2 separate regions of the Homo sapiens genome follow, and region 2 is linked to region 1. Evidence: chromatin loops called from intact Hi-C (ENCODE). Cell type or tissue: heart left ventricle. All regions are shown on one strand. Links, peaks and the distances in the headings refer to the core of each region. The heading gives the core; the rest is flanking DNA. Region 1 overlaps WSCD2 (WSC domain containing 2). Region 2 has its middle 14 kb from the start of WSCD2.

What was found. Hi-C counts contacts between places; a loop is a spot of excess contacts. Peaks named below come from ENCODE experiments on the same cell type or tissue, not always from the same donor. Only the 100,000 strongest peaks of a DNase experiment are listed, where the experiment ranks them.
Region 2: it touches region 1 in a loop (4-fold over the local background); 12 of 110 quality-filtered maps call a loop at or near these places.

What each region holds. Positions count from the first base shown.
Region 1 is chr12:108,185,802-108,202,224 of GRCh38, reverse strand. WSCD2 (WSC domain containing 2) reads right to left here. Exons shown (of 9, transcript NM_014653.4): 2 at 6,011-6,943. The coding sequence starts at 6,392. It overlaps LOC124903077 (a long non-coding RNA gene), which reads left to right. Exons shown (of 3, transcript XR_007063583.1): 3 at 11,206-11,263. LOC105369965 (a long non-coding RNA gene) reads left to right here and starts at 14,406. Exons shown (of 3, transcript XR_001749312.2): 1 at 14,406-14,492. In heart left ventricle, for the core only: CTCF peaks have their summits at 8,183 (motif pointing right) and 11,539; no DNase peak of the experiment used is centred there; H3K27ac peaks cover 218 bases; H3K27me3 peaks cover 635 bases.
Region 2 is chr12:108,107,782-108,122,341 of GRCh38, reverse strand. No RefSeq gene overlaps it. Among named protein-coding and RNA genes, the nearest start is that of WSCD2, 14 kb to the left of the region's middle. RefSeq lists enhancers at 2,680-2,799, 2,810-2,859. In heart left ventricle, for the core only: a CTCF peak has its summit at 9,009 (motif pointing left); no DNase peak of the experiment used is centred there; H3K27ac peaks cover 242 bases; H3K27me3 peaks cover 625 bases.

The DNA.
Region 1 (16,423 bases), core at 4,585-12,584:
TTCCCACGGACCTTTGGTGCAGGCTGCGACCAATACAACCATGGTCCCTGTCCTCAGAGTTGTTTCACCCTTCTGAGCTCATTAGCGTGGTTACTGCCAGCCCGCTAAAATCCTCTTCAGCCGTTCCTCAGGGCTCCACCTTCAAATCCTGCTGTGGTAGCAGAATCTCTCGGAGACAGGAGGTCAGATATGTAAAACAGGGACAAAATCACAGGCCACTTGAGGGTGGATTAATGGCCAAGTTCACACAATCTATCAGCTCATCTCCACAGCGGTCTGAAGACTGCTGAAATGGCAAAGTCACCCCAGCTGGGCTATTTATCTCCAGTAGAGAAACCAGCATCTGAAAAGAACCCTCCTGGTGGCAGTTTTTTTTCCTCCTTTACTTTTTTCTTTTGCTACAATTAATCTTTTCATGGAATTTTGCTCTCTTCAATGAAGGTGATTTGTTAAAAGGGTAGCTAAACATGAACTAATTTGTATGCCTCTGATTTATAGTTTGTGAACAGATTCACGAATAGGAGGCCTCATGCTGTACTGGAGTCAACCAGATCTAACCAGATCTGGGTTCAAATCCCACACATGATGCTGCAGTAGCCTCAAATATTACTCAAGCTCTTCGGGGTGCAGTTCTCCACCTGAAAAGTGGGAGCAAAAATTCAACTAGGGTTGTCAGGCTGAATTGTGTGCCCTGTCCCGCCCCCCACCCACACCCCAACAAAATGACATGTTGAAGTCTTGACTTCCAATTCCTTAGAATGTGGCCTTATTTGGAAATAGGGTCATGGCAGATGGAATTTTGTTATGAGGCTAAACTGGAGTAGGCTGGGTCCCAATCCAGTATGACTGGTGTCCTTATAACAAGATGGCTATATGAAGACACAGACGCAAAGGAGATGGTCATGTGAAAATGGAAGCAGAGATTGGAGTAATGTGGCTGCAAGCAAGGGATTGCTGAGGATGGCTGGGAACACTGGAAACCAGGAGAAAGGCATGGAACAGAGTCTCCCTTTGAGCCTTTGAGAGTGCATGGCCCTGCCAACACCCTGACTTCAGATTTCTGGCCTCCAGAACTGTGAGAGAATAGATATCTGTTGTTCAAGCCACCCAGTGTGTGATACTTTGTTATAGCAGCCTGAGAAAGCTAATACAAAGATATTGTTAAGGGTGACCTAAGTAACATTAATTTGATGCATTGAGCCTATCACAGGGTCTGGCACAGAAGGAAGACACAAGAAATACTTTTTCTCCTTCTGGGGATTCTCTGAAACACTGGAAGGTGGTCCCTCCAGAAGACCACCCAGTGCTGCCTGGGTTTCCTTGTACCGGCGATGGAATTTCCTGCTCATATCTAGGCTTCCCCAGGGCAGAAGGGATGCACCACTCACTTTGGTCAAGGCATAAGGATCCTACATACTAAGCTCACCTATATGCTTTCCCAGAAAGCCAGTTGTGATACCCCATGACTGAATGGGGTCCCTCCTTTGGGGTCCCCCAAAACTTTTCTAAATTTTCTTAGTATTGTCCATTATTTTTTCAAATTAGAAATAATTTTGGCTTATTGTAGAAGAACTTTTAATAAAATGAAAAGGTGTTATAATGGGGAAAAGCACAGCTTCTTCCTCTGAGGAATATTCACAACCTGTGCTTGAATCATTCCTGTATCTCCACCTTCCAGCAAAGATCTGGGCATGTAGTAGGTGTTTGATAAATACAGAATGAATGAATGAATGAAAGAATAAATGAACGAATGAATGGAGTTAGAGATCTTATATTTTAAGAAAGAAATAGTATAAGTCCAGTGGTTAAGAATAAGGGCTTTGGACTCTGATCAAATCGGGCTGGAGTCAGCTCTGCCTCTTGGCATCTGTGTGATGTTGGGCAAATAATTGAACCTCTCTGAGCCTGTTTCTTCATCCGTGAAATGGCACTCAATATTTTTACCTGATATGAAGCTGAAAGGAAAATATGGACAAATAGTCCCTGACACAGAGCACCTCAGTAACCTGCAGCCATTGCATCTCCAGCTGGAGGAGATGGGAAGTGGGTGCTCCTGCTATCCTTCCAAAAAAATGCAGACTAAATCTTCCCATGGCCACCTTCACACCCAGCCCAAGCCTCTCTGTAATCTCATGGAAATAGAAGCAGCACAACCTTTGAAGTCAAAGTGGGTTCAGCTCCTGGCTCTGCCCCAGATTAGCTGTGTGACTTTAGGAAATTCACATTACCTCTATTCCTCCATTTTCTCCTGCAAAATTACAGTATAAATAATAATAGCTGGCATGTATTAAGGTAGTATGCAAGCTTATTATAATAATAATAGCTGGCATGTACTTTCTGTACACTGAGAAGTGACGTGATGTAGTGCTTAAGGTTCAGGTGTAAGACTCACAACACCTGGGTTCACATACTGGTTTACTCCCTCCCCCAGGTGGGTAATCTTGGGCAAGTTACTTAACTTCTCTGTGCCTGACTTTCCCTCCTGTAAGATGGAGTTAATAACAGTGTCTATCTTCCTTCATTACTATGAAGATTATGTGATGTAATAGATGTAAATGCTTTGAACAGCACCTGGCACTTAGAGAGCACATGCTGAATTGACCTTATGTAATCATCACAACGCCATCTGATGTTAAGTACTTTTTATCCCAAAGAGGAAATGGCATGTCAGAAAGGTGAAGCGACCTGCCCAAGGCTGCACAGCCAGCAGGTTGCAGAACTGGGATTTGAACCCTGATTTGGCTGCTCAAAGTACAGGCCCTCACATGGCCATGTGAACCTAGAGAGGCCTAGGTAAATGACTGGCACATGGTAGGTGTCAGTTACACCAAAGAACTCAGACTCCTGCCCAGCCTCAGCTCAGCCTGGGTGCAGCTCCTCCCCTCCCACTCCCGGGCCATGATGGGCTCTGAATCCTCTACAGCCTGAGTCCTGCATCACTGCATCAAGCAGAGCCCTCACCAGCCTTGGAGAAAACAAAATGAGTTTAGCGTCAGGCCGGAGAAGTGTCTCATTTTTATTAGCGTTAATCTAATATGTTGTCTTTCCTCGCTAAACTCTGAATAAGTTAATCAAGGACAGGCTGGATTTGTGTTTTCTTGATAACACTGCCTGATTCCAAAGGCTGTCTGCTGAGAGCCCTGGCCTTGGGGCTATGTTCTTATTTTCTCTTCCTTCTCTCTGCACTTTATAAAATATATAAGATTGCTGGGTAAGGCATGGTGGGGGTGCAGGTGGCATGGTATAGAAGAATGCTCACAAGCTTTGGAATTAAACAGACCTTGTGTTAAACCTTGGTTCCCCCACTATTGACCTGTGTAAACTACGGTAAGTGATTTCTTTCTGGACCTCAGTTTTGCCATCTGGGAAATGGAATAATAATCCCTAACTTACTGAGTGGTAGTAATTAAATGAGTCAATGAAACACGTAACATGGTCTAGCCTGTAATGATCATTCACTAGATATCAGCTAATATTACTACAAATAACAAGGACAGCAACTATTAAGTGACCTATTATTATGAGCCAGAGGATATTATAAGCATGTTACATATATCATTTCATTCAAATAATACATGAAAAGCAAATAGACAAGTGGTTGGTGTGAAGTAGGTACTCAAGAAATGGTCCTTATTATTAGCATTGATGGCAGTATTTCAATCTCACAACAAATGAGAGACGTTGTTGTTTCTGTATCACCTACACCATAAGGAATTCATATTCTATCAGGGGACATGGACAAACATACACAATTGCCATTCATATAAGGGCCATGCCAGGGAGCATAGAGGAGGAGCATTTGATCAAACCTGTAAGGGGATCAGGGAAAATTTCTTGAAGATTAGCAAAGATGAGACTTGGAGGAAGAGTAGAGCTAACGATGTAGAGGTACTCCAGGCAAAGGGATAGTCATTCATTCGTTTATTCATCCAGTCATTCACCCATTCAACAAATAGGTATTCAGCAACAGCACTTAGCCAGGTGCTGTCCCGGGTGCTGATAGAACACAGACAGGCAGGACAGGTAATAGCCCTGCCCTCCTGGAGCTGACAGTCCAGTAGAACAGGCTGATCTTAAACAAAGAGGCAAACACATAAATGAGATGCTTTCAGATGGTGATAAGTGTTATGATGAAAATAGAGTCGGGGATTGTGGTTGTGACTGGGTAGGAAGTGGGGTTATTTGAGTTAGGATGCTCCGGGATGGTCTCTATGGGAAGTCGAGGTTTGATTAAAGACTTGAAGGAAAGGAAGAAGGGAGCTATGCAAACATCTGGGGAGACGGCATCCCAGATAGAAGGCACTGCATATACAGAGATCTTGGGATAGAAACAGGCTTGGTGTGTTCAGTGAACTGCAAGGACAGTGGGGCAGAGCATGGTGAGGGGAGTGGGGTTATAAGATGAGGTTGCAGAGTTGGACTGTGGGAGGCGTCTGGAATTTGTCCTAAGCATTATGGGGACCATATCTCAAGGTGCTGGCTGGTGAGGACTTTGGGGCTTTCAAAGGCCAGAATGGAGTTTGGAGTGGCTGGGGTGTAGCACTTCACACCTCACCTATACCTATAAGATGATACCCCGGGAGATCCCAGGAGCACTTCCTGAGCACCTCTAAGCATCTACTCAGTGCTAGGCCTTCATCACCCTTGTCTCATTGAACTCTCAGGAGCATCCAGTAAAATCCCCATTTTACAGATTTCAAAACTGAGGCGGGAGAAGGTAAAACCATTTGCCTGGGCCACATGGCTGGTGGGGGTGGAGCTGGAATATGAATCCACATCCCCTGATCCATTCTACCACTTCCAACATCTCCTTTGCCTCCCTGTGAGCATTGGTTCTTGAAGAGGCAGAAGTCTAGGAAATTCCTGAGGGCAGAAAGATAGAGTCTTCTAGATGGTTCCCAGGCCAGGTTGGGGGCAGGACTGGGGCAGGAGAATGTGTTCCAAGATGAATTCCCTCCATTAATCCTGCTTCCTTCCATGGTAGCAGAAGGGTTTTTTATGAGTTGAATCACAGTAGAACACAAAGGCTAGTGAGATTTTCCATCTGCCTTGATTGGTGGTTTATTCTCCCAAACCATCTGGCCCAGATTTCTGAAATGTCCATTTGTGTTAATCTTATGAATTGTAGGGGTTGTGGGTTCCTCCCTAGCATGCTGGTTGGATGGGTAGATGCCAGTGGACTCTAGGAGACAGCCTTAGAGAACTGAGCATTCAGGCCAGATGAATCAGATTTAAACTCCGTTCCTGCTGCTGACCAGCTGCGCAGCTTTGGGCAAGTGTCTTCCCTTCTTCAAGCCTCAGTTTCCACATCTGTTAGCTGGGCACAGGATAATAGGGGCCTTGTTTAAGCCCATGAAGTGTAGTGAAAATCAAATAAGGTAATGCAGTCATGAACAAAAGCCTTTTTAGATTATAAATGGCTGAGAAAATGCAATGAAATCTATCCAGGGCAATGATCTCTCCTGAGATCCATCACCAAGGGACCCAGCAAGATGGACTGAGAGACAGTCTGGTGGAGCAGAAGCTCTGCCACTTAGCTGTGTAATCTTGTGCTCTTGGTACCCCACTTTCCTCATCTTTAAAATGGGAATAAATAAAATCTATCACCTACAGTTGTGGTGATGTTTCTATATATGTAAAGTGCTTGGAAACAGTACTTGGTGCCTAGTAAGTACCCAATAAATGCTGACTGTTTTATTTTCATGTATATTTAACAAGGACTGTAAAAGGCTACAGGGGAGAGTCAGACTTTGACCTCTGATAGATGTGGAGTTCAAATCCAAACTTGCCTCTTGACAAGCTGTGTGACCTTGGGCAAGCCGCTTCATCTCTCTGAGCTTCAATTTTCTCCTCTGTGCAATGGGGATGATAATGGCAGGCACTATTTATAGCTACAATGATATGACAGCTGGTTCCTATTAAACACTGAAAACTGACAGCTGTTATTACATTGTTAGTATCTCCTCCCTTCTCCCCAGCCCCTCAGTGTCCAGATGTTCCTCGCTCTTACCTCGCTCTTCCTCCTTCTCCCGGACAACCCTCCCCTTGAGGGCTCGGCTCCAGGCTCCACCGTAGTCGCCAAGCTTGGCTCTCTCATTCCCATCCTTGCCCTTGAACCAGGGTCCGTACCTGCGAGCAATGCTTGAGGCTTCACCTGTGTCCCGGAAACCTCTGCCCAGATGCATGTCACCCAAGAAGGACAGCTCAGCACCCTCAGCTGGGCCTCCTGCAGCAGCGGGGTTCGCCTGGTTCCCCGAGACAGCGGGCTGGCCCACAAAGCCAGAGTGAAGGAAGACAAGGCTCCCAGCAGTCAGGTAGAGTGCCAGGAAGGTAAAGAAGCGCACAGGTTTCCGGCGGAAGTACCGCTGGAATTTGAACCAGAGCTTGGCCATAGTGGGATCATTCCGGACTGGCTCTCTGGGGCTTGGCTGGGGTGCTTGGGAGAGGATGGAAGGGGCTTGGTTTCCCAAGCTTTCCTTAGGGATGGAACACTTGGGGGTCCTCAGTCTCACTCTTCCTGAAAAAGTGATCACCAAGGCCAGAAGGGGAGGGCAAGTTCAATGCTTGGCTGAGGCCATGAGAAAGGATGGAGCTTACCAGCCCTCCCAAACTGAAGGTGAGCTTCTTTGGGCCAACAAGGGGGTTTTGAGGCTCAGAACACACATAAGTTGGTCCCATTTTCCTACATATTGTTCTTCACTTCAGAGTGTTCCTAAAGAACTGTGAGAATAGCACTTGGAGAAGGTTTCTGAGGGTTACCAGCAGCTGCAGTTCACTTCTTGCCCTTTCTCTGCTCCTCAGGCCAATGGATCTGGGTTATTTCACTGGGGGCCTTGTTTCTGGCCTCTTCCCCAGCTGAAGACCAAGCTTGGCCTTTCTACCTCATGGGAACAGAAGCTGGTGGGCCTCCATCCAGTCAGGCATCAGGACTCAGGGATGCCACCTGCAAAACAGCAGAGACACAGGCATGAGAAGCCCCTTCACCAAAGCACAGAACCCACAGGGTTCTTGAGCATCCTACAGGGAAATGCAGAGGCCCGGAGAGAGGAGGAAACCACCAATGGCATGAAACAGTTTAAGAGCAGTGCTAGATAAAGAGCATCCCTGAGTCTTCTAGAACACTGCCTTTTTCTTGACACCAAACTGGGAATTTAGGGACCTGGATCCTAGTGGGCCCTAGTTGGGGACAAACTTTGTCTTGGACAAGCACAGGTTCTTATGGGCCAGTGGTTTGCTTTGCTCCATACTTCCTATATATTTGTCAAATATATACTGATCCAAGGATTACCTTAAGTCTGAAAAGTACTTTCAAGGTCCTTGCTGAACTACCTGCTGAACCTGGGCAATTCTGAACCAGACCAGATTCATTCATTTTTTTTCCCAACAAACACTCAGTGAGACCTACTTTGTGTGAGGCACTGTCCTAGGTGCTGGAAATTAAGCTGTGAGCGGCAGAGGCAAAATCCCCTCTTTCATAGAGCTCACATTCTAGTGGGAGAAATAAAATCCATAGCCCCTCTCCTCTATCCAAGAAGGAAAAGGAAAAAGAAGGAAAGTAGGGTTATTTAGCAGCATATTTGTCCATTCAGTGTTTATTGAGTGTCTACCATGTGCTCAGCTTTGTGCCCAGCCATCTACACTTGTCTCCTTTATTGCTCCCAACATTCCTATGAGAGGTAACTATTTCTCTTCTTTACAGATGAGGAAATGGAGGTCACACAGCTGGTGAGTGATGGAGCTGGGATCTGGACCCAGGACAGTCCAAATCGCAAATCACAGCTCTTAACCAGTGTCTCTTTGACTCTGCCTCTTTCCCACATAGTCTGGACATCACTTGAGAATTCAGAGACAGCCCCCCAGACGGTAGCCCATCCTTACAGCCTCCCGGTCACCAGCATGGCTCACCCTTTGTCAGGGTCTCCCGGGTGTGGGTCTGAGAAACAACTGATTCAGAATCACCTGAGAGCCTGGTGAATATAGATTCCTAACCTTTCCAACCAGAATGTCTGGTTGAGGGGGAAACCCACATCTGTAACCAGGTGCTCTCAGATAATGGTAATGAGCACAGAGAGTTGAGTACCACAGCTTTATGAGTAAATGTTCAGGATCATCAGTCAAGAGGAAAAATAGAATGTAAATTAGAAAACAGAAAACCCCATTTAGCCAATGCTTTTTCATATTACCACCAGCAGGGGGCCCCATGACCATCTTAGCCAACGCCTGAGATTCCATAGTCAGCCAATGGAAGATACAAATTGTAACATACTCTCCTAATCCAGACAGTAGTGTGGGCATTTAACTGTGGTTTAAGGTAGAGTCTGCCATCCCATTTATTCAAGAACTAAGTACTGAGCACATACTATGTCACCCTCGTAGGCACTTGGAATAAATAAGTGAACAAAACAGACAAAAATCCATGCCTTTGTAAAGTCAAACTATCTGTCCATCTATCCATCCGTCTGTCATCCAGCAGTCCACCTACCCATCCAGTCATTAAGCCAACCCTCTATCCATCCACCCATCCATCCATCCAACCATTCATCTGTCTGTCATCCAGCATCCACCCACCCATCCATTCGTTAACCCATCCGTCCATCCATCCATCTATCCATCCATCCATCCATCCATTTGCCTTCCGGCAGTTCACCTACCCATCTATTCATTGAACCATCCATCCACCTACCATTAATCTATTCATTAATCTGTCCAACTATACATCCATTCATCTATCCATCTGAACTATAGCAGCCCATCCATCCATCCATCCAACTCTCCACCCATCCAGTCATCCACTCATTCTTCCATTTATTTAAAAACATATGCTGATTGCCTACTATGTGTGTGTTTGAGATGCAGGAATAAATAATTCACAGTCCCTGCTTTCAGAGAATTCAGAGTCAACTGAGGGAGAAAGCAATGTAAACAATCACTATGCTAGACAGACTATGATAAATCCCATAGTAGATGTGTGTACAGGATACAGCAATCAATATTATAGTTAATGTTTATTGGACAGTTAATACATGCCAGACATTCTTCTACACATATACATACTCTCATTTAAACATTTCTATGAGGGAGACCTATATCTATTTTTACACAAGAGGGGAATGAGTATCAGAGAGATTAGGTAACTTGTTCAGGGTCACAGAGCTAGTAAGTGGCAGCAGGATGGTAAACCCAGTGCCACCTGATTTCAAAGCCTATATTCCTAACCGTATGTCTATTCTGGTCTTGTAACTCTTTGAGGATCTCATGACAACTATAGATATATGCCCAGAAAAAAAAAAAGCCCTTGCACATAAGCTCCCAGAATTTGGCTTAAAATATCAGGGTGGGGTTTGGACCCTGGGTTGAGAAGCCATGGAATGTGGGAGCCCAGGGAAGTGAGGGTCTGCAACTGCCTGGGGGAACCATAGAGGGCTTCCCCAGGGAGGAGTCTTTGAGCCAGTAGGTCTTGCAAAAGGAGTCAAAATTCTCTGGGTGAAGGAGCAACAGAAGGTTAGCCCAGGGAAGAGGAACAGCCCACATGAGGGTGCATCACTGAGGGGTAAGAAACAAAGGAGCTTGGGGGACTGTGGGCTGGGAACACAGCCAAGCAGTGGGCAGGAGCCAGACCATGGGAAGCCTTGGATGCCAAGCTCAGGAGTTGGGACTGTGTTCTAAAAACACACATGAGAATCCACTGAGGTTTCATGGTCGTGCCAACACGTGCCAGATGTTTCTGCAGCTGGGATGGGATGAGAAAAAGCCAGCAGTCCTCGTGGGATGGGCAAGGGGACACCAGCCCTTCCAGAGGCACTCAGGCAAGAACAGAGGTGGACTCCACAGGCAAACAGACCTGGGTTCAAATCCTGCCTCTTCCATTACCCCAGGTGAGTGACTGGGGCAAGACATCCCTTCTCAGCAAGACTCAGGTTCCTCACCTGTAAAGTGGCCTAAAGGATCTTGACTTCTCCCCTAAAAAGTATGTTGCTGGAAGGACTGAATTAAACATTGTAGGAGGAATACCTGATGCATAGGAGATGCTCAAGATAAGCCCCACCTCCGCCCCTCAAGGGCACATGTGAGACACTTGAAAGCCATTTGCCACCTCAGCACATTTGCTGTCGTGGAGACAGCAAAGTTTTCAGCTGTAGTGTTCCCTGTGGCTTTCTGCCTCTCTCAGGATATTTCTGGGTCTAGTCCTTTTTCATTGTTCCCTCTTCGTTCTTTCATATTCCAACACATCTCTTCTCTAAGTGGGTGCGAAAGGGGCTTTAAGAGGATAATGAGCTCATTAGGGGCTGGCAGGGAACAGAATGAGACTGAGGCATGGGTGATGTGGAAAATGAAGGAGATCTGCCGGAGGGATGTGGACCGTGTGGAGAGGGGCTGTGTCCACCCCCCACTTTCAGAGCTCCCTTTTCTCCTGGGGAGGGAAGGTGCTGACCTGAGCCATCCCACAGCATCCTGCCGGTGCTAGGAGGAGGCAGGGGCTCGCCCAGAGGAAGAGCCCCCTGGAAGCTGAGCCCCATGGAGGGGATAAGGCTATTTGATACATAGGAGGGTCCCAAGAAACACTGGTAGAGAAAAATGAGTAAAAAGAGTCAGGTTCATCCCCCCAGGGCTTACACCTACAACCATGGCTTCACACACTGGCCAAAACACTCAGGTGACAGCCTTGGAGAACTGTAAATCCAGGGCTCTGTGGAGGTAGCATTTGTGTTACTCAGCACTGGGTGGTTCTGGGGTTCAAGGGTTCCAGGATTCGGCTGAGCCAAAGCCCCATATCCTCAAAGGTATCCCAGACTCCCCTGCCTCCCACATCCATCTGTCATTCTCTCTCTCCTGCCTCTCTCTCCATCTCTGTCTCTCCAAGTCTCTCTCTAGTCTGTCATTGTCCCTTTCTGCTATCTCTCTCCAGAGAGAAATTCTGCCTCAAAGGTAATGGGGAAATGAAACTAACTGCATTTGTTGAATACCTACTATATGCTGGATACTGTGTTTGAAGGTTTTACAAATACGTTCTCCCATATTCCTCCCTCTGGGATAGCTGCAAGGCAGGTGTGATGTTTCTTCACAATCCACAGATAATGTGTCTACAACCCTGGGTGAGACAGGGGCTGTTGGCCTTCAGCAACCCACTTCTCTCTGTCTCTATTTGTTCATAGCATGTTGAGGATTATAATTGTATTAATATCCCCTCCTGTCATTCACTTACAGGTGTGAGGTCCAGACAGGGGACTTCATCTCTCTGAGCTGCCATCTTCTCTCTATAAAGTTAAGTCAACCATAGAATGCCCCTCCCAGAGGTGTGGGGAGGATTCGATGAGACAATCCACAGGGCTGGCTATCACGACTTCATCCCCCTTTATTTTATGTGACACCTCTCTAAGCCTCAGTTTCCCCATCTGTTAAATGTGGTGGACGACCTCTACTCTGCCTCCCCCCCAGGGCTGGCATGAGTTTCCACAGGGAGGAGGCTGAGAGGCCCCCTTTGTGGGAGTGGCAGCATTTGGTTACTGCAGTTCATGTTTCCAGCAGGAGCCTCAAAGTGTCTAAACACAGACTATTTTTAGCACCAGAATGAGGCTCTGGTGTTGAGCTGCCAACTTGAAGATGGGTGGGGAAGAGCTGCCTGCAGGGGAAAGAAAAACAGAGGCATAGCCTGCCCTGTGGTTCCTTACCTCCCCTGGGAGTAAAATTATGCCTCCCCCTTCCAGGTTCTATTGGCTAGGGTAGGCCAGAATGGAAGCCTGTGAGGCTGGGTAGGGGGCTGACTCCCTCTCTGTAATCCCCAGCACCTGACTTGGGGGGCAGAGGCAGTTCGGAGGGACTGGGCAGGCCCAGCGACCAACTGACCCCCAGACCACCCAAGCTTCACCGAGAAATAGCTATTGAGAAATCAGGTTCATGAAGGTTTGATTTCTTAAGAGTTCTGGGTAGGAGACCCATCTGGGAAGTTTCCAAGAAACTGGGGAGCCCAGGTAAAATTTCAGTCTTGTTCTAATAATAAAAATATCAGAAGTCACTGGTGTTTGTTGAGCGCATACTATATGCCAGTCATCTTATTCCCATTGTGCCTTTTAATCCCCACTATCATTCTTTGAGGTGGTCATTAACTTCTTTGAACATCAGTTTCCCCATCTATAGAGTGATGATGTAATATAATTTATCTCTTAGGGTTAGCGTGAGAACTAAATAAGTCAATATATACAAATATATCATATCTATATGTATTAGGTGCAAATGCTACATCTTATAATAATTTCTGGAGAATACATGTGGTTTTGCCTGTTCAGTGCCCCTTCATTCTGATACAAGGACTCTATTTTCCTTCACGGAATTTCTCCCTCATTAATTCTCAGCTCATGTGGCTTGGATAGAATGGATTCCTCTTGCCAGTTGCTGCAGACATTCCTATACCTCCCTCCTGATGCATGTATATAATAATTAATGTAGAGTGCATGTATACCTAGGAGTGAAAGCGCTAGTTTTTGTCTGTTTGTTTTTGTTTTTGTATGAGCATCTTATGATTATCCTAAAAGATGCCAGTTTTTTTCCAAGGTTGCTGTAGTCACAACTTCCCCAGTACAGTTTGAGCATTCCTGCTGCTCCAAATCCACACCAACACTTAATGTTGTCAGTCCTTTCCTTTTTGGTCAGTTTGGTAGATCTGTAACAGATGCCATATGTGCCCCACCCACAGAGTTAAATTCTGAATGTTCATCTGGTTGTCTGAGGGGTTTCTCCAGCACCTTGAATGCTTTTTGTGCTTGTGTGGTTGGCAGGCAAGACATGCTAGAATATTAACATTTGGAAGCAGCTGCAAATATGACTGATGGGAGTTGGTGTATAAATGCCCCAGCTCCCTTGCTCCTCAGCTGGAATAACTCTGCAGTGTGTATTTCTCCAGTGGGACTTAGCCTCAACCACCCTCTGTAACAGATGACTCAATAATACACCCTTTATTGATTTCTTCCCTTCCCTGTCTCACTTCCCCGCTCAGGGAAGGACAGGAGTAAGTATACTCTTTATTTCCTAAATGAACTACTTATCAGTGGTATTCATTTCTTGGAATAGTTGATTCCTTAGAATAGGAATCAATATGGTTGATTCATATCATATCAATGGTTTTTCAACCTTTTCCTTATCATAGACATGTAAAATATTTCCAGTCTTCCCTCTTTTATAAATAAGTAACGCTATGATAAACATCCTGTATGTAAATCTTTATACAGATCCCCGGAAAGCAATATAGGACCTTTCAACAATGATGAGACATCGGCATATTATACCCACTTTACAGATGAGAAAGCTAAAGTTCACAGAGATTAAGTAACTTGCCCAGACACACAAAAAGTGGAGCATGAATTCAAGTGCAAAACTGAGCCTCAGTGTCATGATGCCATGGCGGACACTATGCAGACCAGCAAGGCAGCTATTCCCTGTCTTAACCACTAATCCCTCAGTTGAATCCAAGCCTTGATGAAAGGAACCTTTCTGAGCCTGAAGATATGGATGGCCATGCCTCGAACACTTCTCAGGTAGATAACCCCCAATTCCTTTAATCAAAGTTCTTTCTCACCCTTCTTGGTGGTGGACCAGCCATTTGGCAAGTGAAAGACTTAATGAAACAGCTTGAGAAGAAATGCCATTATAAATGCCAAATCCTTTCCCTCATTGTCTTAGGAATCCAGAATTTTAGTAACCCAGCTAACCCTAGGGAAGGCTTTTGCACCCCGTACAGTGGGTGGACCCTCTCTGGGACACACCCTTCCATTCATTGGTGTGCTGTAGTTTAATGATTCCATCGTGCTCATGATGGATATATTGTGGTTCTGCAGATCTTTGATGCAACAATTCTGCAGAATCTTTGACACAACAATCCCACTTTTTTGACCAGGAAGCATGTACACACCAGGAAAGCTTCACCAGGTTCCTAGGCACACCCGTATGTTGCCCCCTACACTTGCTCACCCCACCTCCAGAAAGAATCCCCTGGGTCCCCACACTTCCCTCTGTTCCCAGGAAGGAAACTCACTCAGCACTACCCTACGCTCACAGCCTGCCAACCATGTCCATTTTCATTTATCTTCCCCAAAACTCAAGAAAATAAATGAGAAGGCAAAGTGCCATTAGCTTAATGGCCTTTAACACCCAGCCATCTGCCATGATGTAATTAAATAAAAAAATCAGAGGGAGCATATGGTGTCCGTTATAAATAAATATTAAAATTTTGTTTATCTGGGTAATGACTCTAGTGCCTCTTGCTCCATGGGCAATCTTTACAGCCATCTTCGCTTGTTGCAGGGTCAGGGTGGGCCACTATGGACAGGAATGGCCACGGAGAGGAAACGTGGAAAGGGGTCAGGGCCAGAGTCACACACTCCTGCATCTGAACCTGCCTCAGGGCGGTGGTGGCTGTGTGATCTTCAGCAAGGGGCCTCTCTGTGACTCAGTTTTCTCACCTGCAAAATAGAGCCAATCCACCCTGCCTCATTGGAAAGGTAGGAGGGTTAAATGAGCTACTGTTTTTAAAATACATAGCACCCTAATAATAATGTGAGCTAGTATTTATTGAGCACCAACTATGTGACAGACACTGTCTAGAGAGTAACTTGTAATCCTTACAACAACCCTATAAGAAAGGTTCCACTTGTTAGCCCCATTTTACAGATTAGGAAATCAGAGAAGTTAAGTCATCTGTGCAGCATCACACAGCTAGCAAGTGGTGGAACAGGCTTCGAGCCCAGGAAGCCTGGCTCTGGGGCCTGCACTCTTAACCGTATGCTAAACCTGTCATGACAGTTTCTTAGTAGGTAGTCATTCTCTGCCACAACTTTGGCCAACTAAACAAAACATTTACCTCTTCTCATGACAATACCCTTTGCCCAGACTTCAGAAAAAGATAAAGGTTCAATGAGTTGGTGCAATGATTGGTGACTACCTAAGGTAGGTGTGGAGGACACATTTTGAGGAATCTGTCTAGTATGTGACACCCACCCCTTGCTTACAGAGGCAGACCCTAGGGGCTGTGTTTGCAGCATATTACCCTTCCCACTGGCACTGCCGGTGGATAATAGGTAGGCTCAGATCTAAAACTGGTCAATCCATTCTTGGCCCCAGAAATATGGAGTTGGGATTTGAGACATTCACATCTTTGCTGATCACTTAGACTATGGACCTGTAGCCTCAGGAGCTGTCACCAGGTGCCCAAAGAAAGAGCAAAAGTTAAGTCTGCAAAGAGAAGAAGAAGAAAGTAGCTGAGCAGAGAAGAGACACTGAACCGAGACAAAGAAGAGACAAAGGACCCGAGAAAGACTTGAGTCCTTGATCTCGTAGGACCAAGCCTTCCAGGGTTATAGACAGCACTGAATGAGAAAACTTTTCATTTGTCTCTTCTTACCATGGTGCTAGGTATACCAAAAGGGCTCAATAAGCTACAGTTAGTCTTCAAAGGGCAACTCATAAAACAAAACATACTCTTACCATACGATCCAGCAATCATGCTCATGGGAATTTACCCAAAGGAGTATGTACATCCAGACAGTGGAGTATTATTCAGGGCTAAATGACATGGAGGAAACTTAAATGCATATTATCAAGTGAAAGAAGCCAATCTGAAAAAGCTACACACTGTACGATTCCAATGATATGATATTCTGGAAAAGCCAAAACTATGGAGACAGTAAAAAGATCAGTGGTTGCTGAGGGCTAGAGGGAGGGTGAGTAGGTAGAGTATAGGATTTTTAGGACAGTGAAACTGCTCCGTATGATACTATAATGGTGGACACATGTCATTATACATTTGTCCAAACCTACAGAAGGTACAACACCAAGAGTGAGCCCTAATGGACACTGCAGACTTGAGTGATAATGATGTGTCAGTGTAGGTTCATCAACTGTAACAAAGGGACCACTCTGGTGCGGGATGTTGATGGAGGGGGAGGCTGTTGGAGGAGGGTCTGGGGTTATATGGGAACTTTCTGTACTTGCCGCTCAATTTTGCTATGAATCTAAAATGGCTTTTTAAAAGTCTATTTAAAAAGGGGGGACAATAATTTATTTGAAAAGGCAGAGACCCACTGAGGTACATGTCAACGAAATATCCAAACTGTGGGCTCTGGGGAAGGGGCCATGTTGCAGGAAGGGTCAGGGGATTGGAGAGAGATGAAGGGGTGAGCTGACAGTCTCCCTTGTACAGTGGTTTGATGAAAGGGACCCAAGGTGCAGGTCACCCAGTCCACTGGCCACCCCATGAGGCAGCTGGCAGCCCTTCTCCAAGTGCAGATCACTTTCTTCCCCAAGAGGGACTTCTGAAGGGACTTCTAAATCCCTATCATTAAGCCATCTGGAGTCATCCTTCTCCTCCAGGAGCTGCTGTGTCTTGGGTCAATTAGTGCACATTTGCATAGAGTTCCTTAATAGGCTGGGGGAG
Region 2 (14,560 bases), core at 4,401-12,400, 80 kb after region 1:
GATCTGGGTTCAAGTCTTAGACCCAGCTCTTCCTATGTGACCTTAGGCAGGCCATCTCACTTCTCTGAGCTTCAGTTTACTCATCTGTAGAATGGGGACAAGAATCTCTACCTGTGGAGTTGTTTTGAAGGTCAAATGCTATAACAGTATTTTTGTCATTACTATTAAAATGAACAGACTTATCATATGTAGATGGTTACTTTCAGTATTTCTATGATTCCATAAACTGTAGGGCCATAGTCTCCAAGACATGAATATTATCTTGAAGTATATTTTTACTTCCATGGACAACTCATATTCAGCACACATTGGCACATCTCTTGTTGAAAGAAACAGTACTGAGCAGAGATTATCTTTTATCATCATTTGTTATCTGTTCAGTTAGCTGTACCACAAGCTTGCCCCTGAATGCAGGATCCATATCTAATTTGTCTGTGTATCACTAGCACTTAGCAATGGCCTTACACACTGTAAGGACTCAATACATGCAGGTTCCTGACCCCCACCTGGAGCCACAGCCACATGCCACGTGCATTTGTTGATTTAATCCTTGCAACAGACCCCCATGGCCAGTATTGTTTCCATCTTGCAAATTGAAAAACTGAGGCCCATGAGATGAAGTGACTTTCCCAAACTCACAGAACGTGCAGGTTTCAGGCCTAGGTTATTCTGGCTCCACCCTGGGGATTTTCCACTGGGACACATGGCTGTCACGGCTGGCAAATGGGTCAATCCCAGTTGCAGTCTAAAATGTAGCACGATGCCCTCATTCTCTCAGGGGACTCCAGCCTGGCCTCCAGAGAAAGGATCTTGGAAAGCAGCCTCTTCTGGCACGTTCCAGTTTAGACACACAAGCCTCCTGGGATCTCTGAGAGCCATGGGCTCACGGGCTGGATGGATGATTTTTACCTTGCAGTTTGCAGGAGTCAGCCTGACCTGGTTACAGAACTGCTCCAAGAAGCTTCCGTCTTTTGAATGTCACTTTTCCCCCAGGACTTCACAGTTCAAACCTTTTCCATGTGAATACACTTACGAGCCACAGCCCGTTAATAACAACAGCAACATTTACTGAGCTCCTATTCTGTGTAGGTCCAGGGTCCACTGATCCGGAGCCCTCACATCCATTTTGGCCTTGCAATCTCACTACTGCCGTGAAAGGCAGGTATTCCCCAAATGGGAAGACGGAGGCTCAGGGAAAAGTTAGATCACCTGCCCAGTGTCACAGTGCTGGGAACTGGTGCAGCTAAGATCCGGACCTCACCCAGCCAGGGTCTGAGCAAAGAGACAGGGAGTCAACACTCAGGCAGCCAGAATGGAGCTTGCTGTTCCACCGCCCACCTCTGAAGCAGGAGCTCTTTAAAGACATATGGGGACATCGTTGTCCTTGGCACCCTGCCTCCTCTCACCATCTTGTCCATCCCCCAAACCCAGCCGCAACAATCTTTTAGGACAGACACAGCTCTGGCTATACCCCGCTCCTGCTTAAGACCTCTAAGCGGCTTCCCAGCACACACAGCTAAAAGCCCAAACTCCTCCACTCAGTGCTAAGGCCTTTTGACGTCTGGCCTCAGATCCACTTCCTGCTGCATTTCCACAGCTCCCCTCCACCCTCCAGGGCGGATTCTCCATGCCTCCTCCCATGCTCTACTCCTTTACTGCCTTGCCTTTGAGTGGTTTTCTCTCCTTGGACTGCTCTTTCCTCCCTTCCATTTTTCCATCCAACAAACTCCTGCTCAGCCTTGTGTTTCACATGTTGCCTTCCTTTGGGATGTCTTAGTTTCTAGAACCCTCACTAATATAGCAGGGCCAGGGAGTACAGACGGAAACTGGTGTGGCCAGTTGAATCTTACTACCCTCATTATACCTTTTGACATGATCAAAGAAGGCAGTTTTGTATCCATGGTCTAGCGCAAAGAAATACATCACAACTACCTTGTATCCATGGTCTAGTGCAAAGAAATACATCACAGCAACCATTTTCTTGAGCTCAAAACCCCTCCTCTCCTCTCGTGCATTTGTTGTTTCATTTGCCCAGCAGAGCATACCTCATCTTTGTAGGAACTGCTGCTCCGAACTACAACACATGTGTCTGGAGGAAGTCATCCCTGAATGTAGATGTAGATGGGATGCCATTGAGCCTGGCTGGGCCAGTCTTAGAACTCCATTGCCCTGGCCACAGTGATTGGTCCAGCAATTGGCACATGATGACTCAAGCCCGGCCAATCAGAAACCTTCCCTGATAATTGTTCTGCTTGGTCTTGGTGGGTGTTTTGAGAGCCCCCAGCTCAACTAGGGTTCCAGTAGCAGACTGGCTAGTGGCCCTGCTCTCATGGGAAACAAAGGGGAGCTGGACATGGGTGTCTACACAGTGCCTTTCATGAGATACTTATTTTACCTGGCAGATGACCTAATGCCTAGTTGTCTGACCTGCGACCAGGAGATCTCTCACCTGGGAAACTTGTTTATATTGGCAGACACCCTGTCGCTCTCATCTGACCCGTAGCCAGTTTATCCTTGTCTGACCATTGCATTGGCACTGGGATCCTGCCCTTCTGTTTTACCTGGTGTCCCTGGGGCAAACCCAGCCTGGGGCAAACCCAGCCTGGGGCAGCCCCTAGTTCTTCAGATGCAAGATGCAAATTCAATACACCATCACAAGAGGAAATAAGTTCAAAATTTTCTACTAGAAGATTCAAGGCAAGGAGGGCATAATGAGTTGGGAGGACAGTCTTCTGTCCCCAGGTCATGCAAGGCAGAAATGAAGAGTCAGGCAGAGAGAGAGAGAGAGAGAGAGAGAAGGACATGGTGTGCAGTACATATAAGGGAACAGGGTGTGGGTCACTTTCAGTTTGCAAGGAAATGTCTGAATGGCCCCTTTAAATGATTCAACAGGAAAGTGGGGAGCCCAGTTGCTAGGCAGGACAGAGGCCTCGAGTTCTTATCTTCAGCCACTGGCTCTAGCAATTTGGGTGTGGTGTAGAACTGAAACTATGTCAGGAGTCAGCGAGCCCTGCTTCTGGTTTGAGAAAATTAAACTTGTGTTCCAAGCAGATGCTAAGGCAACATAAATTTGTCAGAATTCACTACAATGGAAAACAGCTCTATTTGATGTGGTCATGAGGCTCTGAGTTGGGAGGTGCAGAGCTACCTGTGATGTTGGTTTGAGCCCAGTGGGGACAACTGTCCTGAAAGAATGAATGCAGACAAACCGCGAGAGAAAGAATATGTTGATGAATTAGTTCCTGGATCTAACCTTCCCACCCCAAGACCAGCTACACCCCAGATCTTTCTGCAATTTGGGTCAAAAGAGCCAATTGGTAGGCCTTTGGTAGGTTCAAGTTTAAGATGGGTTTTGGTGACTTACAATCATAGGGTTCTGACATGTGAATGGTTTAAAACTCCTTCTCCAGTTTTATTATGCCATAATGTCATCAATAAATATTTACTAAGAAACTGATGTGGACCAGGCACTCAGCTAAGTAATGGGACACAACAGTGAGCTAAAGATATGGTCCCTCCCATACAGAGCTGACAGGCTGGAACTGCACAGTCCAATGCAGTAGCCACTAGCCACTGTGGCTATTTAAATTTAAAATAATTAAATTAAGTTAAATTAAAAATTCAGAGCAAGAAAACAAATAACCTGATTGAAAAACAGGCAATGCATCTGAATAGACATTGCTCAAAAGAAGAAACACAAATGGTCATCAGGTATGGAAAATGTGCCCAACATCACTAATCATCAGGGAAATGCAAATCAAAATCCCAATGAGCTATCACCTCATACCTGTTAGGATGATTATGATCAAAAAGATGAGAGATAACACGGGTTGGGAAGGGTGTGGAGAAAGGGAACCCTTGTCCATTGTTGGTGGGAATGTAAACTGGTACAGCCATTATGGAAAACAGTATGGAGATTCATAAAAAAATTAACAATAGAACTCACATATGATCCAGCAATCCCACTTCTGGATATAAATCCAAAGAAAATTAAGTCAGTATATTTTAGAGACATCTGCACTCTTATGCTCATCTGCACTCTCATGCTCATTGCAGCACTATTCACAATAGCCAACATATGAAATCAACCTAAATGTCCACTGATAGATGAATGGGTAAAGAAAATGTGGCACACACACATACACACTGAAATATTATTCAGCTTGTAAAAAGATGGAAATCCTGTTGTTTGTAATAACACAGATGAACCTAGAGGACATTATGCTAAGTGAAACAACCCAGACACAGAAAGACAAATACTGCACAATCACACTTGGTAGAATCTAAAAAAGGTCAAACTCATAGAAGCAGAGAGTAGAAAGGTGATTGCCAGAGGCTGAAGAGTGGGAGGGGAAATGGGGGGATGTTGGTCAAAAGGCAGAAAGTTTCAGTTATGCAGGATGAATAACTTCTGGAGATCTAATATATAACATGATGACTATTGTTAATAATACTCTATAGTACACTTGAAATTTGCCAAAAGAGTAGATCTTAAATGTTCTTATTGTAACTTCACAAGACTAATCTGGTTCAACTTTTATGTAAGAAAGTTGTGAGTTTTCAGTTGCCATGGACTCCCAGTTTGAAGGTTACGTAACCTGAGCATGCCCAGATGAACCAAGCATGCAACCAGGGGTAGAACCTAAGTGCTTGGTTGGAGGAGGGGATACTGAATTAAGAAATGGACACCATATGGCAGGGTCCGGGGTCCAATCAGATTGAGCCCTGGCCTCACCCCACGGTATGGTCCAGTCAGAGCACGCCTCCTGGTATCACCTCATGGCAAGATCCAATCAGATCACACCTCATTACCCTCTGACTATAAAGCCTGCCCCAACTCCCAGCTTGTGGAGACAAGTTTTGAGTGTTTCCTCCTGTCTCCTTGCCAGTCAATTCACAGTAAACCTTTATCACTGCAAAAACCCGGTGTTTCAGTGTGTGACTTGGCATTACATGTCGGCAAATGGACCCAGTTTGGTTCCATAACATCACCACAAAAAATTAAAAATAATAAAGATGTGAGGTGATGGATATGTTAATTAGCTTGATTGTGGTTATCTCTTCACAATGTCTACATGTATGTGTATCAAAACATCATGTTATACACCTTAAATATATACAATTTTTATTTGCCAATTATACCTCAATAAAGCTGGGGAAAAAAGAACACATCAGTTAAAAAAAATCTGAGTGCCTTTTCTTCGTCCTCTTCTGGTACTTAACCTGCTTTTTCAAGGAGGAAATTTAGTTCATTGCTGAGAGCTACTTGATAGTTGATGTTGAAGTCCTTATAGAACCCTAGAATATATATGTGTATATATGTGTGTGTACATATGTATATGAAAATATAAATATGCATACACACAAACATACACATATACATTTCAAACACACACACATATTTCAAAGGTTTGGTAAGCCTTCCGATGCCAATTTCTAAGCATGAGATTCCAGAAATAGAATGTCATCATAACACAGATGTTACATACTCTGGAAACTTCCTGCAAGAAGTTTGTCCTTTTAAGCATTTAAAAATAAAGAATTTCTCCAAATAAATTCAGTTATTTACTCTCACCACATTTCAATTACTCAGTAGGAACATGTGGCTAGTGGCTACCACACTGAATAGCACAAATATAGAACACTGCCATCAGAGCAAATCAGTCTATCAGACAGCCTGGTCTAGAGCTTCACTAGCCAAAGTGTTATCCTAAGACTAGCAGCACCGGCTTCACCTGGGAGCTTGTTGGAAATAGAGAATCTCAAGCTCCAACCCAGACCTATAGAGCCAGAATCTGCATTTCAATAAGATTCCCAGTGATTCATGTGTACATCAAAGTTTGAGAGACCCTGTCCTGTCAGCCACTCCTAGTTTAACCCCGTCTTCCTGACTGTCACAACCCAACTTCCTGTGTCCAGGATTGATGGTTCCAACCTCAAGAGAGACATACAGGCGTGTATGGCCATCAGCTTACTGACCTCTCCCCCAGCCACAAAATCAACTCCAAAGGTGTTTATCCACGAGCAAAGGTTTCAAGGAACAACCCCAATGTTCACCCTAATAAATACCCTCTCAAGGCATTGGCCAAGTCAGAATATAGGATTGGCATTAATAAGACCACCAGACTAGGTTGAGGTTTGGTGGCAATCCCACCCCAGGATTTTTCAATGATTCATTTTTTTCAGGGTAAAATAACTGCAGACTGCTGAAGGGAGTAAAGTGTTTGTGTTGTGTTATATTTTTATTTTTGCAGAAAGAGGAAGAAGACTTTCACTGTGTAGCAGAAGGGTCCTCCTTGCTTTCATGCTGTAAAGGATTTGCCCACTCCTGTGTGGGTTTCCAGGCTGCCAACCAACTCAGCCTGACTGAGAAGCCCAGTGTACTCTGAAAAACCTTTATACACACACACACACACACACACACACACACACGCACACACGCTTGAACTAATTGGTGGCACCCAACCATAACCAAGAAAAAAGGCAACAAACTACCGACATTTAAATTGCAGATTGTGACCTTTATGCTTGAAATCGTTTCAAACATCCTGTTTATAGCTTTGGGGTTCTGGCACTCAATAATCCTACAAATCATTTTCCTCTGTTTTTTTAATGGTTATTATTATGCATTACATTTCCCCAATTTCTGGGCCTCACCCCCAGTTGGTTTCTCCAGAGAGACTAGGTAATTTGAAAATGCCTGCAGCATGACTTTTTTGCTTTAATGTTGCCAGTTTATTCTACTTAGCTGAACCAGATGCAGAAGCTGGTGAACAATGCTTGGCCCTGCCCACTCATGACAGAGGGAGGGAAGTGAAAAAGAGGGAGGGGCTGTGGAGGTGGGAGAGAAAAAGGCTTTTTCTCCAAGCTGTAAAACTTCTCTGACCCAAAGGTCTTTAATGCGTGGGTCTAGGTTAGCATTCCCTGAAGTGTTGGTAAATTACAGGGGAATATATTGGTAGGTGTTACAAGGTAACTGTAGGTTAAACAGAAGTGAAAGGATTCCTTAATGCAGGACTTCTCAGGACCTTTAAATGCTAAAGTATATGGAGAAGTCTCTTTGGTATGAAGTGGGGAGGCAGGTCTACTGTGTCATTTCGCAAGTTTATTGAATTAAGGTGCACCTATTTCTCTGAGTGATCTCACAAAACACGGCTCACAGCCCACTTGGGAGGCACTGCTTGTTCTGGATACAATGGTACAATTGCAGACAGGTGGGCTGGCTTCCCTCCCTCCCTCCCTCCCTCCCTCCCTCCCTTCCTTCCTTCCTTCCTTCCTTCCTTCCTTCCTCTTTCTCTTTCTTCCTTCCTCTCTCTCTCTCTTTCTTTCTCCCTTTCTTTTCTTCGACAGAGTCTTACTATGTTGTCCAGGCTGGAATGCAGCGGCTATTCACAGGTGCAATCATAGCTCACTGCAACCTTGAACTTCTGAGTTCAAGTGATCCTTCTGCCTCAGCCTCACAAGTCTCAAGTCTGGGACTGCAGGTGCACATCACCACACCCAACTTGCAGCAAGGTATCTATGACCCAGCCTTAGGTGCTCCAGGATGTCACTTCTGCCACATTCTATAGGTCAAGCAAGTTACTAAGGTCTGCCCAGATTCACAGGAGGTGAAATAGCCTCTGTTTCTCAATAGAATGTACATCATTTTCAATCCACCACGCTGCCCCGGGCTTCCCAAACAGTATGTTAAAGACTCAAAATCAGAAAGACAGGAACATGAGCCCTGCTTCCTGGCACTCTAAACATTTCCATTTTAAACACCAACTCACACCCCTCCAACTATACCCACAGATCTAGGAGTTGGAGTTGGATATAGTTGTTTCTGCTTTCCAACATTTCTCTCCACTTTCTTCTGGAAAAAAACCCCCCTTTCCTGAGGGGACCCACAGGTACTTAGAACTAGCCTGTTGAGAGTAACAGCACACACTTGATTTCTCTCTGAGAGCTCATGCCTGAAGCACAATAAATGTCTGATGATTGAGTGAGTGGATCAAGGAATAATTCCAGCAGAAATAAACAGTCATGTGTATTGTGGGCCAGGCACTGTGCTATGTAGTTTATATTCACTTACTCATTTAATCCTTTTTACAAATTTATGAAGTGGCTACTAGGTTTATTGCCGTTTGACAGATGAGGAACCTGAGTCATTTGCCACATGGGTAACAAGTAGTAAGTCAGAGATTCCAGGCCAGATCCATCTGACTTTGCATCTGATGTTCTGAAAAGCCCTATAACTGGACAGAGGGAAAGAAAAGCAGTCAGTACCCACTGTGGTCCCTATTTTCTAAGTACTTCTGTATGCAAGATTCATAGGTTACTATTTATTGTTTTCTCTATGCCAGGCTTTGTTCTAAGAACTGTGTTTGCTCACTCAACCCTCACAGCAATGTCATCACGTAGGGATTATGATAATTGAGGAAATTGAGGCACAGCAATGTGAATTGACCTACTCAGTGCCACGTGGCTTCTTGTTAGAGGCAGAGCCAGGATTTGAACTCAGGACTCTGGCCCCAGGAGTCATGCTGTCCTCCATTTGGCCACTCTAAGGCACATCCTTTGTTTACTTCCCAGATGGCAACAGAAGTTAGAACCAAAAGACCAAATCTCGATTGCATTCAGCTCTGTTAGAACCTTCCAAACTCAGAGCTTCAGCACAGCTGAGACAGTGTCCTGCCTCCTGCCTGGGTTTTGAAGACATGTACCTTTTCAGCTTCTGTCACCCTCCCTGGGCCAGTCCTGGCATGAATCAAAGCATTCGAGCAGAAGGAAAACTACAGCTGGGTCAGGAGCCCAGCCTTGGGGGTCCTGCTTGCCTGGTCTGGCAGTCTGAACAGCCCCCGTTACTTCTGACCACCCCTCTGACAGCAGGATAGAGAAACTCTCTTTAAGGGGCTCTGAAGGCCCACCCTGCATTCCCCACATTCCCCACTGCCTCAGGGTGGAAAGAATTTCCAACCAAACTTGGCAAGGCAGGAAAGACTGTGGCCTGGCTGCCCCTGCTGGAAGTTGCAATACCGGCCTAGCCCTTCTGCCTCCCCTTGCTCACTGCTAAGAATAACCAGGCTACCTCCACACCCACCACTGGGGCTGCAGCCTTTTCTGAGATCTCCCTTTGCTCGGTTTAAACCCTCCATGGTAGAAGAGAAATTAGACTGCGAGCCCCAAGAGCGGGAGCTCGAATCTAATTTGTGTGTTGCAGAGAACACTGTCTTGCTGTGTTGGGGGAACCACCTATGTCTAGGGCATTTCTGGAGATCGGAGCTGCTTTCTATTAGGACTGCGTTCGTTTGCAGGGAGCTGGCCCTTACACCCTCTGGGGCAGATGCTGTCAGTGCCTGGCCTATATTCCCGCCCAGTGCGGCAGCTTCATAGTGCAAGCCTGGGTCTCTTTCCTGAAGATTTCCCTGAGCCAGGCCATCAAGAAGTGCTAGGGAGTGGATCCTGCAGGAAGATCCTTAAAACAAGGACAATGGGAATTTGTGAATAAACACCCCAGGTCCTTGTCCCTGGGGTGGGATAACTCCGAGCATTTGAGCAAGTCTTATGCTGCCTCCCACAGTCACACCACTCACTTGCTCATCAACATACCTGTGTTGACTTTCTTCTCTTCCCTGTTTCACTTCCCTTCCTCCCTACTGACGTTTCTAAGGATTTGCTCCTTGCCTCAGTGTCTGCTTCTTCTAGAGACGCTCAAACTGAAACACTTTCTGAGGCTCCTGATTGGGAAGAGTGGGGAAGCCTCTCACCTTGAGGGGCCAGGCTCTTCTTTGTCAGGGCTCATGAAGGTGACGGGTGGAGTAGGCAAGCAGACCTGTGACCAGCCCCGAAATCTTCAGCCTGTGGCCTTGCGATCCCTGGCGTGGGTTTCTATCCACTGCAGCTACTTTCCTTCCTGCTTATGTTTAGCTCCAGAGACTTTGGAAATCATTTGCAGTCCAGGAGCCTGGGCCAAGCAGAAGTCCATGTGCTGAAATCTATGCTGGGTGCGACTGTGTGTCAGACACTGTGCAGGGCTCTGGGGACCTGGTGATGAGGGTGCAGGGAGCATTTATCAGAGGGAGTCAGTCCAGCAGGGGTCCAAGAGGTCTTCCTGATGGAGAATTTTTTTTTGAGACACTCTCATTCTGTCCCCCAAGCTGGAGTGCAGTGGCATGATCTAGGCTCACTGCAACCTCTGCCTCTCAGGTTCAAGCGATTCTCCTTCCTCATCCTCCCGAGTAACTGAGACTACAGGTGTGTGCCACCACATCCAGCTAATTTTTGTATTTTTTGTAGAGACAGGGGTTTCACCATGTTGGCTAGGCTGGTCTCAAACTCCTGACCTCAAGTGATCTACCCACCTTGGCCTCCCAAAGTACTGGGATTACAGATGTGAGCCACTGCACCTGGCCCTGGAGAAGGTGGAGAAGATTCTGATGTCTGCACTCCAGCACTAGAAATCCTGATTTGATAGATCTATTACAGGTGTGGCCTGGACATTGGCAGGGTTGAAATCTCCCCAGGTGATTCCAATTTGCAGTCAGGGTAGAGACCTACTGCTTTAAGGTCCTCTCAAAGCCTGGTTCTGCCTGCTCAGCTGGTGGGCTCAGGGGAGAAGGTGAGAGTTTTAATGGTAATGTCCAAGGCAGCAGTGTAACCCGGCTTCTGTTGTCTTACCCACCCTGGTTCATGGGGGTCAAGGAAGGCATGGCCCATAAGGGACCTGTGGTAGAGGAGTCAGGCCTCCTAGGGCCCTCGAGTATATACCCCAGATATCCAACCAGTCCACACTAGCTGTGCTCATGTGTAACCCTGAGAACTCATATTCCCTGAAAATGGAGTCTATGACCTAGTGAGGAAGCCCACGTTGCCCTGGAGGACAGCCCAGCTCTGAACACACACACACACACACACACACACACACACAAACACTAACACACACACTCTCAGCATGGGACCAGGCACACATTAGGTGCTCAATCCACTTATCGGCACTTACTGTGTCTCTGTGACTGTGCTGAGCAATTTGTATACATTCTATTTTCATCTCTTCTGACAACCATAATAGGGTGCTGATTCCACTGTCCCCATTTTAAGGCTGACGCAAGGAAGGCTAGGAGATGTTAAATAACTTGTCCAAGGTCACACAGCAGCAGAACTAAGATTTGAACCCAGATCTGATTCTGAAGTCCAGGAGTTGCAGAACCATTATGGAAACTCCTTCCCTATGAAATAGGCAGAAAGAACCTATAGTTGAATGTTTGAATGACCGAATGAACTAATGAGTGAGTGAATGAATGAGTGAAGGAGTGAGTGAATGAATGAGTTATTGGTTGGCTGCCAGATTTCATGTCCAGTGGCCCACTTCTCTTTCCCATGTGATTTTTGTGACTTATGCACCATCCTTGAGCTCAAGACAATCTCATTGGTAATGAACTTCCAGGTCTCATTCTCTGTGGATTCCTCAGTCTTTGTCCTTCTCCACTGACAAAGCTGTCCTGAGACAGGGTTACTATGCTGCCCAACTTCAGGCCACTATTCATATTAAAACTAGAAACAGGCCAGGCACGGTGGCTCATGTCTGTATTCCCAGCATTTTGGGAGGCCGAGGTGGGTGGATCACGAGGTCAGGAGTTCGAGACCAGCCTGACTAACATGATGAAACTCTGTCTCTACTAAAAATACAAAAATTAGCCGGGCTTGGTGGTGCGTGCCTGTAATCCCAGCTACTTAGGAGGCTGAGGCAGGAGAATCACTTGAACCCAGGAGGCAGAGGTTGCAGTGAGCCCAGATAGCATCACTGCACTCCAGCCTGGGAGACAGAGTGAGAGTCCAAACCAAAAAAACAAACAAACAAACAAACAAAAAAGACTAGAAACAACACCTCCTATGGCACAAGCTCCAGAGAGTGGTGACACCTGGAGTTGTACAACGTGGTGGCCATGGTGGAAACATTTAAAGGGATATAAAATGATCTTATCTCACCATCCAGACCCACATCCTCCCCAAAGGAGGCGTCCTTCCCAGCCAAAGCTCGACTACCTCCTGCTCACCCTGTTTGCTTTTCAGCCATGACTTTCACTCTGACCTCTAATTAAAGTGAGTATATTGGGTCAATATTCCCAAAAGTGCAACAGAATTTCTGGGTTTCCCTGCATGTGGACATACAGCCTTTGGAGTCAGAAAGACATGGGTTCTAATCCCAGCTTCACCACTTTAGCAGCTGTGTGGCTTTGTGCAGGGAACGTTACCTCTCTGTGCTTCAGTTTCCCCATCTGCAACATGGGGATAATAATAGCACCTCACAGAGATGTGAGGATTTGAGGAATAAATTATATCAGTGCTTCTCAAATGGGGCTGATTTTGTTCCCAGGGAACACTGGACGATGTTTGGAGGCATTTTTGGTTGTCACAACTGGGGCAATGGTACCGACATCTGGTGGATAGAAGTCAGAGATGCTGCTCAGCATCCTGCAATGCACAAGACATCCATCCCTCTGCCCCAGCAACAAAGAATTATCTGGTACAAAATGGCAATAGTGCCTATATGATCCAGCAATTCCACTTATGGACAAATACCCAAAGGAATTAAAAGCAGAGCCTGGAAGAGATATTTGCATATGCATGTTAATAGCAGCATGAGTCACATTAGCCAAAAGGTGAAGCCATGCAAGTCTCCATGACAGATGAATGGACAAACAAAACGTGGTGTATTCATAGAATAGAATATTATTCAGCCTTAAAAACGAAGGAAATTCTGACACATGCTACAACATGGATGAGTCTTGAGGACGTCATGCCAAGTGAAATAAGTCAGTCTCAAAAAGACAAAGACTGTATGATTCCACTTATATGGGGTACCAAAAATAGTCAAATTTGTAGAAACAGAAAGCAGAATGATGGTTGTCAGGGGCTGGGGGGAAAAGGGAGTAAGGAGGTATTGTTTAATCGGTATAGAGTCTCATCTCTTTCATCCCAGATGAAAGGAGTTCTAAAGACAGATGGTGGTGATGGTTGCACATTACAAATGTACTTACTGCCACTGAGCTGTACACTTAAAAATGGCCAAAATGGTAAATTTTATGTGCTGTATCTTTACCACAACTTTAAAAATTGGAAAAAATATTCATAGTGCTGCTTTTGAGAAACCCTGACCTAAGTAAATCATATAGCACTCAAGTGGATAGAGAGTAGCTACCCTCAAAATGTTAGTTCCTTTCCACTTTCTTTCTCTTTTTAATTTTATTTTAATTTTATTGAGATAGAGTCTTGTTCCATCCCCCAGGGTGAAGTGCAGTGGCTCAATTTCAGCTCACTGCAACCTCTGCCTCCCAGGTTCAAGTGATTCTTCTGCCTCAGCCTCCCGAGTAGCAGGGATTACAGGCCTGCACCCACAAGCCCAGCTAATTTTGGTATTAAAAATGCAAAAATTAAAAATACTAAAAGTAGAGATGGGGGTTTTGCCATGTTGACCAGACTGGTCTCAAATGCCTGGACTCAAGCAATCTGCCCACCTCGGCCTCCCAAAGTGCTGGGATTACAGGTGTGAGCCACCACACCTGACCTATTTTCTTTTTTTATAATCACCCAGAATTTAACCTGTTACAGTTATCCTGGCTGATGTGTTGTAAGAAAAACATATTAATTTAAAAATGTGGGCTGGGTGCGGTGGCTCATGCCTGTAATCCCAGCACTTTGGGTGGCTGAGGCGGGTGGATCATGATATCACAAGATTGAGATCACCCTGGCCACACAGTGAAACCCCGTCTCTACTAAAAATACAAAAAAAAAAAAAAAATTAACCAGGCATGGTGGAACGTGCCTGTAATCCCAGCTACTTGGGAGGCTGAGGCAGGAGAATCGCTTGAACCCAGGAGGCGGAGGTTGCAGTGAGCTGAGATCGTGCCACTGCACTCCAACCTGGGCGACATAGCGAGACTCTGTCTCAAAAAAAAAAATGTGGGGTGATGAGAAACAGGTTCTAGGCCTATGCTTTCCAATAGAAATATGATAGGAGTCACAATACTTATTATTTTTATTTTAACAGCTTTATTGAGCTATCACTAACATATAAAATTTTTTATATATACATATATATTTAAAGTGCATACCTTGATTTTTTTCTCATTTAATTTTTTAAAGTTTAGATTCAGGAGGTACACGTGCAGGTTTGTGACATGGGTAGATTGTGTAATGTCGAGGTTTGTGTTTCTAAGGATCCTGTCACCCAGTGGTGAATATAGAACCCGGTAGGTCGTTTTTCAGCCCTTACCCCACACCCTCCCTCTCCTCTCTTGGAAACCCCAGTGTTTGCCGTTTCCATCCTTCTGTCCCTGTGTATCCAATATTTAGTTCCCACTTATAACTGAGAACACACACATGTAATTTTAAACTTTCCAGTAGCCACATTAAGAAAGAAAAATAAAACAGGTGAAATAATATTACAATATTTTAAATATTCTATTTAACCCAACATATCGAAGATATGATCATTTCAACAGGAAATAAATATAAAATATGAATGAGCTATTATATACCTTTTTTTGTACTAGGTCTGCAAAATCCCGTGTTTATGTGA